2 separate regions of the Homo sapiens genome follow, and region 1 is linked to region 2. A link is an interaction called in ENCODE POLR2A ChIA-PET data of the cell type or tissue named here. Cell type or tissue: OCI-LY7. All regions are shown on one strand.

Region 1 (8,000 bases), 420 kb after region 2:
CAAAGCATAAACAACAAAAGAAAAAATAGGTAAATTAGACTTGACCAAAATTTGAAATTTTGTACTTCAAAGGACACTATCAAGAAAGTAAAAAGACAACTCATGGAATAGGCAAAACTATCTGCAAATCATACATCTGGTAAGATTATTCAGGATATATAAAGAACCCTTACAATGCAACAATAAAAGACAAATAACCCAATTAAATAATGAGCAAATAATTTGAATAGATATTTATTCAATGGAGATAAACAAATGGACAATAAGCAAATAAAGAGATGCTCAAAATAATTAGTTATTAAAGAAATGCAAATAAAAACCACAGTGAGATACCACTTCGACCCACTAGTATAGCTATAATCAAAAAGACAATGAAAAATGTTGGTGAGGATATGGAGAAATTGGAACTCTCATACATTGCTGATGGAGATGTAAAATGGTATAGCCATTATGGAAAACAGTTCAACAGTTTCTCAAAAAGTTAAAAACACAGTTAGCCTATGACCTGGCAATTGCAACCAAGATAATTGAAAACATATGTCCACACAAAAACTTGTACATAAATGTTCACAGTGGCATTATTCATAATAGCCAAGAATTATAAACAACCTAAATGTCCATCAACTAATCAACTGATAAACAAAATGTGTAATATCCATACAATGGAACATTATTCAGCCATTAAAAGGAGTGAAGTACTGATTCATGCTGCAAGCAAGACACACACAAAAAAGCCACACATTGTAGCATTTTATTTGTATGAAATGTCCAGAATGCAAATCCATAGAGCCAAAGTAGATTAGTGGCTGCCAGGGGCTGGGGAGAAGGGGAAAAGGAAAGTGATTACAAAAGGTTACAGGGTTTCTTTTGTGAGTGGGAAGAATACTCTGAAATTAGATAGTAGTGATGGTTGTACAACCCTGTGACTATACCTAAAACCACTGAATTGTACACTTTAAAAGGTATATTAGTCTGCTTTTACACTGCTGATAAAGACATACCTGAGACTGGGCAATTTACAAAAGAAAGAGGTTTAGTTGACTTACAGTTTCACGTGGCTGAGGAGGCCTCACAATCATGGCAGAAAGTAAGGAGGAGCAAGTCACATCTTACATGGATAGCAGCAGGCAAAGAGAGAGCTTGTGCAGAGAAACTCCCATTTTTAAAACCATCAGATCTTGTGAGACTCATTCACTATCACCAGGACAGCATGGGAAAGACTTGCCCCCACAATTCAGTGATTCATTCATCTCCCACCGGCTCCCTCCCACAACACATGGGAGTTATGGGAGCTAAAAGATGAGATTTGGATAAGGACACAGAGCCAAACCATATCAAGGGGATAAATTTTATGGTATGAGATATACTTCAGTTTTGTTTTGAAAGGTTCTGCAAACTATAAAGCACCACCTACAATACAATTTCTGTAGCAGGAGCAAGGGGTATTACATGAAGTCCAGAATGCTCATCTGCCTAATTAATTCCCGAGACCCTTCTCAGTCTTCATGGCAGTATGTCACCAGGATAAGCTGGCAGTATGTCACCAGGATAAGCTGGCCATGGTGGGTGGTCTGTGCCAGGCCTTGGGAGCCTAACTGGGGCTTCTGTGTACCCCTGGGCCTCCAGAAGGAACTGGGGCACATGAATTCTGGATCTGCTGAGCCCCACTAGGATGGGAGAATGAAGACATTACAAATAAGCCTGCCTAGAAAAGCCCACACAGACTGGAAGTCTGAAGACATGGAGTCCAAAGCAGAGGGCTTGGGCTAGAATTCCAGGAACAGAGACTCAGCAAGTGATCCTGAGCAGAGACCATCCCTCCTTTAGTTCCCCCAATTTCTTTCATCAGGTTAGTCCAGATTGTGCCTTGAGACTCCTTTTTTTTTTTTTCTTTTTTGAAACAGAGCCTTGTTCTGTCGCCCAGGCTGGAATGCAGTGGCTCAGTCTCGGCTCACTGCAACCTCTCCCTCCTGGGTTCAAGTGATTCTCGTGCCTCAGCCTCTCATGTAGCTGGGATTACAGGCACCCGCCACCACACCTGGCTGATTTCTGTATTTTTAGTAGAGACGGGGGTTTCACCATGTTGCCTGGCTGGTCTTGAACTCCTGACCTCAAGAGATCCACCTGCCTCAGCCTCCCAAAGTGCTGGGATTACAGGTGTGAGCCACCGTGCCTGGCCTGTGCCTTGAGGTTCTGATGAGAGACTCTTCCTCTCATTCTGTGGCTCTGCAACAGCAACCAAAGTGGGTAGGGTCCCTAGATCCCAAGCACAGCCCTGCTAGAGGAGAGGCTCTTTGTTTCCCTGGGACAGGCCTGCTGCAGTGACTGGTTTGGGGCCCCAGGAGCGGCCCTGGTTTCAGACTGCTTCCAGGCCATGGGTCCACCCATGCCCTACTGGCTTCCCGAGCCACATCCCTGGATTCTACCTCAGGTTTTGAACCTGATTCTCTACATGAGCCTGATTTTGAACCTCTGGTTCTCTGTATGAACTGCTTACTGTGGAGCTGCAACCAGAATCTAGCCTACACTTCAGATCACTCCAGAAGTCCCATCTGTTTTTGGCCATAGTCTTCCGAACTCTGGCCTAGCCTGACCAGAGTGGCTGGTACCCAATGCTTGGAGGGTGCCTGGGCTCCAGCTCATCCCTACATGAAGATAACCTGAGCTACAGTCTATGTCAACTGGCCTGAGGCTATATCTCCGACCTCCTTCTCGGTATTCCCACCTTCCTTCATCCCACTCTGACAACACTGGCCTCCTTGTGTGTTTTTAAATAGGTCAAGGGGGTCCCATTTCAGGGCTGGAACAGTCCCCTCCCTAGTCCCATGGCTGGCTCCCTCACTTCATTTAGTTCTTTGCTCACATATAACCTCTTTGCAGAAATTGTCTCTTACCACCCTTATAAAATAGCACCCCTGTCACATTCTGTCCCTGTATCCTGCTTTACTTTTCCTTCTTTATGTGCTTTTGGTCTGTAACCCTCCCAGAACAGAAGCTCCATGAGGACTGGACTTTGTTTTGTCCACTGCTGTATCCTCAGCACCTAAGAGTGCCTGGCACCTAGCTGACACTGGATACATATCTGCTAATAAATGAATGAATGAATGAACGAGCAAAGGAATGAACAAGTGAATATTTTGTCTCATTGGAAGCTAACAACTAACGGTGAGAATGACATATTATGGCCTTTCTCTGACTCTGAGAAATTGAAAGCACAAGAACAATAAATGACTTTCCTATATTTGCAAAGAGTTGGGGTGAAAAAGGAACTTGGAGAGGGTGGGCCTTGGTGCCCACTCCATGATTGCGAAGCCATCCTTCCTACTCTGTGTGAAATACCCTGTTTGGAGACATCCTGTATGGTTTACAGAAGAACAGCAGAGCCCATGAGGCTAGCCCAGGGCTGGAGCAGGAGCAGGATCTAAAGAGCTAACAGAGCTTCCACAGGGAGGAGCTCAAAAGAGTCTCAGCACCTGCCTGAGCAAACGGTCCAGGGTATGCCTTCCATCAAGCAAGCCCTCAGAGGCAGACTGCTGTGAACACATCTGGGACCATGCTCTACCTTGCTGGTCCTTGAGCAGGTCAAAGAGTCTTTGGAAATTCGAGAGCATGAATCCAGAACACCTATGTCCTAGGTCTAGCCCCACCACCCCTCACACTTAGGACAATAGGACAAGGACGTCTGTGCTGACTACCTTAGAAAGGGAACTAAAAAACCTACGTAACATGTTTCAAACAATAGGTCACACGGATGGGCCCCTGCCTTCATTTGGAGAAGTGAGGTGGTGCTGTGAAAACAGCACTGGGTTCGGAGATTTTTGTTGAAGTTCCAATTCTCATCACTTGCAAGCTCTGTGAGGGACAAGGCTCGTAACTCTTCTGAACCTTTATTTTCTCAACCATTAAATTCTCAACTAATAAACCTCACCTCACAGGGATGCTGTGAGGATTTCAGGAACTGAAATTTCGTAGTCAGCTGATGGTCAATGTGATCTGTTGGAGTGTGATATGTTTTGTGCACCTGATGAGCTTAGGAATTCACATGAATAATAAGAGAAGAAGGAAACTAACCAATCAAAACAGAACACTCTCTGTGCCTCAATTTTCTCTTCTGCAAAGTGGGAGTAATAGAGCCTATCACACAAGATAGTTGTAAAATGCAACATATATAAAAAGCATGAGATATATATATATATATATATATATATATATATGGTGCATAGTAAGCTCTTAGTAGAAGTTAGCTATCACTGTTGTTGCTATTATTAGGACTGTCATGTACCAGCATTATATTCTATAAATAATAAAATATCAACAATGAGATATTGACACATGAGCCTCTGCTCGGGCAATGTCGATTATCCATTCCCCATCTACTCTCCATCCCAGGGGGCCTGTCAGGAGGGAATGGCTGATTCGACATTTTAGCTCCTTCCCTGAACATCTCAACCAAAAACTGGTTTAGTTTCTATATGTAAAAAGCGTTTAAGGCATAAAACATTATATTGCCTTTCCATGACAAGAAAAGTTTGCTGATTTACATCTCTGTGTGAATCAGTAAGGAAATAGGAAGCCGTGAAATAATTGGTTTAATAAAAATTAACTGCTCATGAGGTGTCCAACCTAGTAATTCCAATAATCTTTGGAGGAAAGGACAAATGCCTGCACCCACAGGTTGCTTATAACTATAGAAGAAGGACAGATGCATTCTCTGTGCATCAGAAGACAAAGCTAGGGTCAGGCCTGCAGATTAAAAAAAAAAAAAAAAGGCAGATTGCAGTTCAATATTAAAAAGCACTTCCTACCAAAATAGCTGGCTGGAATTGTAATGGCCTGACTCAGGAGGAAGGGTGTTCCCTGTCACTGGATGTGATGAAGTGGAGACTTCTGCTGCAGAGGAGATGAATACATTGGATAAAGGTCTGAGTTACATTACTTTTAAGGTTCCTTCCAATTCTAAGATTCTGTGGCTCTCTACATACATAAATTACCTACAAAGGAGAGAAGAAAGCCACACTGGTCTGAATCTCAGATCATGATTATATGCACAGAAAACTAAAGGTGTTCAATGGTTACTTTTGCCCACTTCCATTGCACCAGCCAAAGGAATATAAGGACTTCTTTCCTTCCCCCTCCAATTGAGGGATCAAAGCTTTGTCCCTCCCCGACAGGAGGCCTTCTGTCACCAACACACTCCCTGCAGATGAGGAATACTTAGAGGGCCATGGTTCTGCTGCTCAGCCCAGCTCAGCTGGGTACCACTTCATTCATTCCACAAATGCTTCTTGAGTATCTGTTTTTGTTTTTTGGTTTTTGTTTTTGGTTGTCATTGTTGTTGTTTTTCCAGATACTGTGCTGGGTGCTGGGGATACTGAGTCAAGTAAGATATGATCCCTGCCCTCAGAAAAACTACGGAATGATGGGACATCCATGAAAGTCAATTGGATGTCATACTACAGTGTAATTGAGGCAGATAAAAGGTGCTCTGAGGAGGGATGTCTAACCTGGACTGGAAAGGCTCCCTGGATGAGGTGACTCAGGCTGAATTTCAGAGGTACTGTTAACAGTTAGTTAGCTAGACCAGTGCTGTCCAGTAGAATCTTCTGTAGTGACGGCAATGTTCTATGATCTACTTACACAGTACCTAGTAGCCACGTGAGGTAACGGAGCACTTGAAATGTGGCTCATGCAACTGGGGAACTGAACTGTTCATTTTATTAAAGTTAAAATGTGTCTATATTGGACAGAATAGATAGGCAAAGGGTGAGAGAAGGCTGTTACAGATAGAGGACAGAGATCAGAAGTGTGCAAGGGCACAGCACCTGGAGGGCATGACGAGGCAGCCAGTGAGGGGCCAGAAGAAGGGGCCTGTGGGTCCATGGTGGGGGATGGGATCGAGACTGGTCAGCAGCCAGCTCCTGAAAGTCCTGGTGTGTGAAGCTAAAGAATTTGAACTTCCTGGCCGGGCGCGGTGGCTCATGCCTGTAATCCCAGCACTTTGGGAGGCCGAGGTGGGCGGATCACGAGGTCAGGAGATGGAGACCACGGTGAAACCCCATCTCTACTAAAAATACAAAAAATTAGCCGGGTGCAGTGGCGGGCGCCTGTAGTCCCAGCTACTCGGGAGGCTGAGGCAGGAGAATGGCATGAACCCGGGAGGCGGAGCTTGCAGTGAGCCGAGATTGCACCACTGCACTGCAGCCTGGGCAACAGAACGAGACTCCGTCTCAAAAAAAAAAAAAAAAAAAAAAAGATTTTGAACTTCCCATTTATCCTGAACTTCTTATTTTTTTTTTTCTCCTGGGCTCATGAAATCTGCCTGCCTCAGCCTCCCAAAGTGCTGGGATTACAGGTGTGAGCCACCAAGCCTGGCCCTAAGGTTTTAAGTAGAGAATGATAAAGTTACATTTGTGTTTTAGAAATATCACTGCAACAACAGTGTGGAGAATGGATTGTGGGAGAGGCCGTGGGCCAGGGGAGCAGCTTGGGGAGGCTGCTGAGAGCCGGAGCTGCTGAATGGCTGACAACAGAGCTAAGCAGGGGCAGTGGGAAAGAAAAGGATGAGGGCCCCAATCTGATCTGACTCAGGACTTCTATTGCTGATCAGACCTACTGATGGGGGGAGGACACAGCTGGGATGAGATCCCACCCAGGTTCCTGGCGTAGAGGGCAGGTGGATGCCATGGCATGGAATTCCCAGGGAGGGGGATTGTGGGCAGAGCCACTAAGGGCATGTGTATTGAGTCAACAGAAGAGAGCATGAAATGGAACCCTGGAGAAGGGAGACATTTAAAAGGTGGACCAAGAAAACAAGTCCACGAAGGATACAGAAAAAAAAAAAATCAGAGAGGCAAAAAGAAATCCAGAAGATGAGTGTCACGGAAACAGAGAAGACAGAGTTTCTAGGCAGGAGTAGTCAAGAGTGTCAAATGCCATATGAGCATTAAAAGGGTGACAGTGAACTTAGCAATTAGGAGGTGAGGGTGGGGTGGGAGCAAATTTAGTGGAGCACTGGGGGTCTTAACACCGATCTGGATTTGACAGTTGAGACCTGTTTCTTCCTGAGATCGTCTGCTCCCTGGAGACATAGGGCCCAGTGGCTTTTAAACTTTTTTGAGTCACAAATGCCTTTGACAATCTAATGAAAGCTATGTCTCCTGTCTCCAGGGAAATTCACCCACAAATAAAATGTTGTATTTCATTTCAAGGATCCCCTAAAGCTCATCCACTGACCCCCTGGTTTTAAAAAAGTCAAAATTACTTAGTTTCTATTTGCTGAGTTCTGGCTGCAGAGATCTGAATTCTAACCAAATCGTCTGCTTCCTGGGAATCTAAATCTAGACAGAAATCTTCCATTCCTCCATCTCCTGGGGCCCTCTAGCCTCAGCTCCAGCCTGGTTCATTCACATTTCCAGGCTTATTGTCCTGCTTCCTGTCAATCAACTCTAAATCATTACGCAAATTAACATCTCTAAAGCCCACCTCAGCAGCCTCTGCCTGGAGATGTGTAACTAGTGTTTCCCAGGGTCCAGCCTGGGGTACAAAGGGGTCACAAAAGCAGTTATAGAACTGGGAGAACCGCCTGCCGCCCCTGCACAATGCCAGCGGGTGGAGCAGGGCTTTGCTCTGACATCTGAGGGCTTGTAGCCCAGGAACGTTTGTCACTGTCCCTTCCCACCAAACATCTTGGTTCACAGGTCTCTTTTGGCCCTCTCTTCCAGTTTTTGAACATACCTAGGTATAAATGAATTCGCTGAAGTTTCAAAGCTTGTTCCCAGTTTAGGGGATACCCCCAGAAGAAAGGTAAAATCAATGTGTTTTTTTTCAGAAGAAAAGAGGGAGAATGGGTGGAGATATAGAAAGAAGGGAAGAAGGCAGGCAGGCAGGCAGGAGGAAGGGAAGAAGGAAGGGAGGGAGGGAGGGAGGAAAGAAGGAAGGAAAGAAGGAAGGAAGGAAGGAAGGAAGGGAGGAAGGAGAGGTCATCTTGTTGCTAAATCTTG
Region 2 (8,000 bases):
TATCTTTCCAGACCTTTTTTTTGTGTGGACACACAGTACTTAATAATAGTAGCTTAGGTTTATTGAGGGTTTATGATGTGCAGGTACTGTGCTAAATGCTTCTACCTGAATTTACGCATTGCATCCTCACAAAAACATTATGGGTTAGCTGCAACTATTATTCCCATTTTACAAATGAAGAAACTGAGGCTCAGAGAGTTGAACTCAAACTTGCCAGGGTTATCCAGGTAGTAATCTATATCGTTATCTGTGGATCTATTATGTACAGATATATAGATAGATAGAGATATGAATTCTTTTGGCAGAAGATGGGACCACAGTGCATATAGTGTTTTATAGTGTTTTGTAACTTGTTCTTTTTTGTTGTTGTTGTCGAGACGGAGTGTTGCTCTGCTGCCCAGGGTGGAGTGCAGTGGCGCAATCTTGGCTCACTTCAACCTCCACCTCCTGGATTCAAGCAATTCTCCTGCCTCAGCCTCCCGAGTAGCTGGGATTACAGGTGCCTGCCACCACACCGGCTAATTTTTGTGTTTTTAGTAGAGATAGGATTTTACCACGTTGGCCAGGCTAGTCTCGAACATGTGACCTCAGGTGATCCGCCTGCTTTGGCCTCCCAAAGTGCTGGGATTACAGGCGTGAGACACCGCACCCGGCCTGTAACTTGTTTTTTTAAATTAACAATGTTTTTGGATGTGTGTCTATTTTTTAATACATCTTATCCACTTTACCCTTTTGAAATGGCTGTACAGTATTCATTGTGTTGATGCACTGTAATTTCTTTAAAATCTACTGATGGACATTGAGATTGCAGCTTCTGCCTCTTGTCTGCAGGGCTGTCCTGGGTCCCAGGGAGTAGATAAACTCTTTGTGACCTGAAGGAGCAGAGTTCAGATCAAGCCATGGACATTTTAGGGAGCCAGTGTTCGGGTTCCCCATTCTAAGGACCACCTTGTCAGAGACTAAGCTCCCTGACTCTGGAGGAATTGAGTAAAGGCAGAGTAGCTGCTCTCAGAAATGCCGCAGGAGGATTTTTGTATCAGGCTATGCTTTGGGGGGAGCGTGGGTGGGGCCTGAGGTATAGGGAAAGGAGCGCTGGTTTTACAGCTTGGAGACCTGCTCAAGTCCCTGTTCTGGCTCCTGGCAAACCTCCCAGTGCTTCAGTTTTCCCCATCTGTAAAATGAAAATAGAGTACCACAGTAGTTCAGATCATGGGCTTGGAGCCAGGCAGACCTGATTCTGAGTGTAGGTGCTGCCTCTTACCAGCTGTGTGACCAGGGGCAATTTGCTTAAACTGTCTTAGCTATACTTAACTTTAACCCAGGAATACAATACAAATAGTTGTGTGTGTGTGTGTTTTGAGACAGGGTCTCGCTCTGTTGCCCAGGCTGGAGTGCAGTGACGTGATCACAGTTGACTGCAGCCTTGACCTCCTGGGCTCAAGCGATCCTCCCACCTGAGCCTCCTGAGTAGCTGGGGACTACAGGTGCATGCTACCACACCCAGCTATTTTAAAAAAAGATGTTTTGTAGAGATAGGGCCTCATTATGTTACCCAGGCTGGTCTTGAACTCCTAGGCTCAAGCGATTTTCCCACCCGGGCCTCCCAAAGTGTTGGGAATATAGGCATGGGCCACCACACCAGCCTACAAATAGTTTGTCCTTACATTTCAACTAATTTTTTTTTTTTTTGAGACGGAGTCTCGCTCTGTTGCGCAGGCTGGAGTGCAGTGGTGTGATCTCGGCTCACTGCAACCTCCGCCTCCTGGGTTCAAGCAATTCTCCTACCTCAGCCTCCCAAGTAGCTGGGATTACAGGCGCCCACCACAAGGTCCAGCTAATTTTTTTATTTTTATTTTTAGTAGAGATGGGATTTCACCATGTTGGCCAGTCTGGTCTGGAATTCCTGACCTCAGGTGATCCGCCCGCCTTGGCCTCCCAAAGTGCTGGGATTACAGGCATGAGCCATCGTGCCTGGCCTCAGCTAATATTTTTTATCACCTGTTTTCGCCCAAGCATTGAGGATATAGCCATGAAAAAGATAGACAAAGCCACTGTCCTCAGAGAATGTACATTCTAGAAGAGGAGGGAAGAGAATCAGACAGGAAACAAATAAACAGTTTCACAGAAGATGACTACAGATTATACTAAGAGTTTTGAAGAGACTGCATCGGATGCTATGATAGAGTTGCTGGAGGGGCCCAGATGCAGTTGGTTGAGAAAACCCTCCCTGAGGATGTGACATGGGAGCTGAGGCCTGGGGATGAGAAGGGCCAGTCACACTGAGAGCCATGGAAAGAGCGTCCTGGCAGGGAAGACTGTGAGGTGCCAAGGTGTCCTTGTGTGTCCAAGGAACAAAAGGCAGCTGATGTTGCTGGAGCAGAGTGGCAGAGGAGAGAGCAGCTGGAGCTGAGATCCAAGAGGGAGGTGATGCAGACCTAGCAGGCCCTTGTAGAACGTGGTCAGGAGTCTGATATCCTGCTAAGGGTGAATTTCTACCTCTTAGGGTTCTCATGAGGGTTCAATGAGATATGCATGTTTGGGTTTCCCCAGAAGCAGATCCCAAGATAAGGATTTGAACACATGCAGGAAAGTGATTCCAGGAAATGCTGGTAGGGAGTGGGCCTGTGAGACTGGGAGGGGAGGAAGCCCACAGAGAGAGCCTCTTGGAGCAAGTTGCAAGTTACACTATGGGTAACTGGACCACTGAGGATCACTGGGCGCCTGTGTTGAACACACTTCTGAGAGTTACCCCACTTGCTAGATGAGGAAGCCAGGTCATTTATCTACTGTCATGTCAGTCATTCTGGGGGTTGGGGTGAAGGTTAATTCTCTAGCACTCTGAGCCTGCCTTGGGAGGGCAGAGCAGGCTCCTGGAGACCAGAAGAAGCCCTCAGGCAAGGATGCAGCTGCAGGCAATTTGAAGTCAGGCTAGAGTACACTGAAATGGTAGGGCCTGGAGGAATGGGGGTGGAGCGCCAGCACTGTCTGCTACTCATGGAGAGCTTGTGGCATAGGAAGCACCCTATCGATGATAGTAATTATTGCTGATAATATTAATGGTAGTTTTACTAATGATTATTGTCATTGTGAGGGTTAAATTGGAGGATATTAATCATAGCTCACATATATTGGGTTCTTATAGGTGCCAGCAGTAAGCACTTCTAAGCACTTTACATGCTATCTCATTTCATACCTGTAGTAGCTAGTATGTAGGAGAATGCATGATGTGTGGCAGGCAGTCAGTAAATCGCTGTTTCTTCAAACTTGGAAGTTCTAGAACTTCAGGTGATGAATTTGGGACTGTTCAATGGACCCCTAGATGCTGAGGGTTCTTGTCCCAAACCTCCTGAGCTACAGGCAGCCTCCCTGGTGCCTTGAGATGCTGACTCAGCAGAGAAAGATGTAAATTCCTACCTTGGTTTGCATACAATTTACACATATTTATTTATGAGTGTCTTTGATTAATGTCAAAGTGCCTGTGTGATTTTTCTGCCAGGCTTCTGGGCCCTGCAAGGGCATGGCTGGCATCAATGTGGCTGCAGGCTCCGTGTGAGCATGTGGGGGTTCTCGGGTGGCCTGAAAGTGACAGCCATGGGTAGTGGCTGGCAGCCATAGGTAGTGGCTGGCAGCCATAGAGGGCGTGGTGAGCAGCCTGGAGCCTGTTATTCTAGCGTGATTTGGGCAGCTGGTGTGAGTCGGGGATGTCTGTTAGCATGTGGCAGGGTCCAGCCAAGGGACTGGGGGCAGGTCAGGGCTCCAGGCACTGGGGTGAGTGACTGTGGGCCCACAGTTGGCCATGGTCTTGGAGGAGCCTGGGTGGCGGCCACATTTTCTGGGTGGGAACTCAGACCCAGGGAGCCAGGACAAGCTCAGGTTCTAGGACTCATGGTGGTGGGAAAGGCTTCCAAACAAGGCAGAGCTCAGAGGCTGTCTCTGCAGAGTGCCTGCCCCCCGGGGCTGCCCAGGGCAGGAATCCTCTGCTTAGAAGCTCTGAGAAAGGGAGTGCTCTCTGCAATCAAGGCCTGGGACAGGAATTGAGAAAATCTGCCAATCAGCAAGAATTTTCTGTGTGCTGGCAGTGCCCAGCCCTGTGTCTGGAACTGTGGAGAAGATCAGTCCTAGCCTGTAAACTTTGGCAGGAGAACTGGTGAGATAAGGAGGGAAGGGCAGACCCCGACCTTGGTGGAGGCTCTGTGCTTGGCACCATGCGGTACTTACACCCATTATCTCCTTTAATCCTCACAAGAGCCCAGACAGGCAGTTAATGTCATGTCTCCTCATTACAGGGGAGAAGCAGGGATCAGAGAGCTGTAGTAACTTGCCCAAGGTCACACAGCAAGTAAGTGGAGGAGTCTAGATTTGAACCCAGCTCTGTTTCATTCCAGAGCCCAAGCACTTGACCAGTTTATTCTGCCTCAGCTAGGTGTAAAATAAGGATAAAACCAAGATCATTTAGTTTTTGTGAGTTAAATGGGCTCAAGTGTGTGGACAGCTTAGCATGGTGGCTGGCACACAGTAAGTGCTCAGTAAAAGTGTTTTTTTCTTAAGTGGTACAGCAAGGATTCTTAAATCCTGGTTCATTGCACCCTCGTGTTTGCATGGTACTGTGGTTTTTGCCAAGGCCAATTGGGAGGGCAGACGGTTGGGAACAGAGCATGACCTCTGCTGTGAGTTGAGTGAGCCCTTGTCATGCAGGGACACTGACAGCCATCAGCAGATGGGTGGGACCACCTGCCAGGCCAGATCCTCTGTTGGCTCAAGGCCCAGCCCTGGATAGGGTAGGGACACTGAGGCTGTCTAGTCAGGATGGCCTGGATATACGTGTGTGTGTGTATGTGTGTGTGTGTGTGTGTTTATGGACTTGGTGAGGGTCCTGGACTAGAGAAGGAGAGACAACTTTGGGAAGTGGGGAGCTCTCCCAGCAGGCAATGGTCAGAGCCCTTTCTTATTTCCAGCTGCAGAGATCTAAATCAGGTGAGAGCCTGAACCATGTGAAAATGTGTGGGAAATCACTCCTGGCAGAGGGAACAGCAAGTGCAAAGGCCCTGCGGTGGGAATGAACTTAATGTGTACATCCACTTTCCACAGTAGCTGTAGAGACAATATTGACTCCAATTCTCCAGTATTTGATGTAGAGGAGCTAAGTGGGGGCAGGATTCATTTATTCCTTCAACAAACATTTAGTGCCTGCTTTGTGCCAGGCACTATCCTAGATGCCAGTGGCTAACACTTATTTGGTGCTCACTGCTTCTAAGCACTTTATGTATATTATCTCATTTAGTCTTCACAGCACCACATTGAGTTGGGGAAGTCTGGGGAGACAGCTGGTCCTCCTCTGTTTCCTCTACCTTCTTCCCATCTCCCAGCCACCTCAGGTACCCAGTATGTGCCACCCAGGAAGACCAGGATCTCCACAGTGGGTGAGGTGGGGCAGTTCTGAGAACATGACTGCTGCAGGGTCTTTCCCGTCCTGACTGGGCCCTGCCTAAGCGCAGGCTGTTAGCCTCCTGGGAGCCACCCAGTGACAGGCTAGAAAGGGTGCTCTCCAGTCAGGCCTGCCTCAGAACATCCCCTCCCAGGGGGCTTCCAGTTGTACCTTCTCTGTTCCTTCTCTACCACTCAGCTCCTGGCCTCCCTCCAACCCATTTGTGTAGCTTAAGCCCTGTTTTTGGACTCTGCCTAGGGAGCCACGTTCCAGTTCAGGGCTGAGACTGCTGGCAGGGAGAAAAGAAAAACTTCCATTTTCTGATGGGGCAGTCCCCGAACACTCCCTGTGGTTTCACTAACTCTGCTGGAGGCAGCAGGGCGGTTCACACTGTGCCCGGCTGACTCTGTCCTTTCCTTACGATGATCAGCTCACAGGGCCTCAGCCAGGGCAGACTTTTCAGTTCCTAACTGCCCACCTGTGCCTGTGCACCCAGCTTGTGCCCATGACCTGGGCTCCTCACCCTCTTCCGGAGGAAAAGGGGCAGAAAAGATTAAATAGAAAATTGCTCAAAATTCAGAGGCCGTGGAACAGATCTGACAGTTCCAATAGACTTTGGTGAATAAATAAACCTGGAAAAAGGGGGTTTTCTGGGTGGGGTGAAGGAAAAGGAAGGTCTTGTATGATGGGCTACGCTAACCTGGAAACCATGGCTCCATCTGTCATTCCATTCATCCGTCTATCCATCTATCCAACCATCCATAATCCATCCTGCCTGCCTGCCTGCCTGCCTGCCTGCCTTCCTTCCTTCCTTCCTTCCTTCCTTCCTTCCTTCCTTCCTTCCTTCCTTCTCTCCATCCATCCATCCATCCACCCACCCACCCACCCACTGACTGCTTGCCTGATGCAGCCACCAGCTCAGTTATGCTTGTGGAGTAAGTGTGCTGGGAGCTCGTCAGTGTTTATGCTTTTATGACCCCTCTGTTTGTGCATTTCCTCTCCTCACCAGGTTTGTAGAGAGCTCCTTGTGAAGTGAAGTCCCTCCATCTCTGTAGAGCCAAGAGGAGGGGCTCTGTGTTGGCTGTGGGGTTGGCAGCAGCTGCCTGGCTTGGGCACCCTGGTTAGTGGGGAATCTTGCATGCTGCTGCCACTCCTGCTGCACCAGGCCTATGACCTTCAGTCCCAGCTGTGGAGTGTGCCAATGTGGTCGCCAGGTGAGCAGGGCCAGGGCTTTGCACTGCTCCAGGGGCAGGGCCTTGTTGCCTGGCAGCCTGCCCATGATGCTGAGGGGCTGCTGGCCTCCAGCCAGCACCAAGCTTTTAGAGTGATACAGTTGTATTGCTGCAGAACCTCTCCACACTACTATAGTAAACAAACAGTCTGGGGCCAGGCATGGTGGTTCATGCCTATAATCCCAGCACTTTGTGAGGCTGAGGCAGGTGGATCACCTGAGGTCAGGAGTTCGAGACCAGCCTGACCAACATGGTGAAACCCCATTGCTACTAAAAATACAAAAAATTAGCTGGGCGTGGTGGCACATGCCTGTAATCCCAGCTAATTGAGAGGCTGAGGCAGGAGAATCACTTGAACAGAGGTTACACTGAGTGGAGATTGCACCATTGCACTCCAGCCTGGGCAACAAGAACGAAACAAAAAAAAAAAAAAAAAAAAAAAGTCTGGGACTCTGGGCCTGCCTGGGAACCAGGAAGGATTGGGGTAGTTGCCATCTCTGTTCTTGGAGGGGTGGGTGGGTGGGCGAGCTTTGAACCCAGCAGCTGCTGTGGGCCTGAGAGTTGAGGCCAGTCCTCCCGACCCCAGCCAGACCTGGCTTGGACAGCAGATGTGGGGCAGCACACAGACTAGGCGGTGAGCTGTGTTGGCTGGAAGTGAAACTGCAGAGGGCCCAAAGGCAAAAGACCCAAATCAGACGGAGATAGAGATGCAGATAGAGCAGAGGGATATGGAGATTGAGGGGGTGAGGGGGGAGTGGGGGAGAGAGAGAGAGAGTCTCAGAAAGGCAAGACAGAGTCAGTGAGAGAGGGAAGATTCAAAGGACTGAGAAGAGAAGGATCAGGGGAGGGGAGTCCAGGGCAAGGGAAGAAAGCCGGTGTGGTGGGCTCAGGGAAGCAGGTCTTTCAAAGGCAGGGGATGCAGAGAGTAATGATAGCTTAATAAAAGCCCCCTCCTGTGTGGACAGCACCCTACAGCGAACAAACTTTCCCACTTGCCAAAACTCATTCAGGCCTCCTGATAGCCGGGCTGAGATGGGGTTGGAGATCTCCACGCTGCAGGATGGGGCGGGGAGCTGGAATTGGAACTGGGACTGGCTGGAGTGGGTAACACAGGGTGGGGGTGGTGAGTGGCTTAGAGACAGAGCCCCCAGCTGGGCCCAAGTCCCTGCAGTGACTGAGACTTCCCCAGCTGTGTTCCCGGGCCAGGCTTGTGCTCGCCATTCCTGCCACCATGACAGTGCTGCTTTGTTTCCTGGGAGGAGGTGCGTCGCTCTCAAGTCCCGGCTGCTGACTGTAGTGGATGCTGTGGTGCATGCTCAGATTCCCCTTCAGGTCTGAGGCGC

What was found. Peaks named below come from ENCODE experiments on the same cell type or tissue, not always from the same donor. Only the 100,000 strongest peaks of a DNase experiment are listed, where the experiment ranks them.
Region 1: POLR2A ChIA-PET joins it to region 2 with 14 read pairs; 2 of 35 experiments call an interaction of 5 or more read pairs at or near these places.

Annotation. Positions count from the first base shown.
Region 1 is chr1:38,478,771-38,486,770 of GRCh38, forward strand. All of the region lies in intron 2 of LOC105378657 (a long non-coding RNA gene), which reads right to left. Among named protein-coding and RNA genes, the nearest start is that of LINC01685, 7.6 kb to the left of the region's middle. RefSeq lists enhancers at 5,474-6,234, 6,235-6,995. In OCI-LY7, no CTCF peak of the experiment used is centred here; DNase peaks (open chromatin) are centred at 3,801 and 3,981.
Region 2 is chr1:38,056,446-38,064,445 of GRCh38, forward strand. The region is part of intron 1 of MIR3659HG (MIR3659 host gene); the gene reads left to right. Among named protein-coding and RNA genes, the nearest start is that of MIR3659HG, 13 kb to the left of the region's middle. RefSeq lists enhancers at 5,268-5,357, 5,588-5,647. In OCI-LY7, no CTCF peak of the experiment used is centred here; no DNase peak of the experiment used is centred here.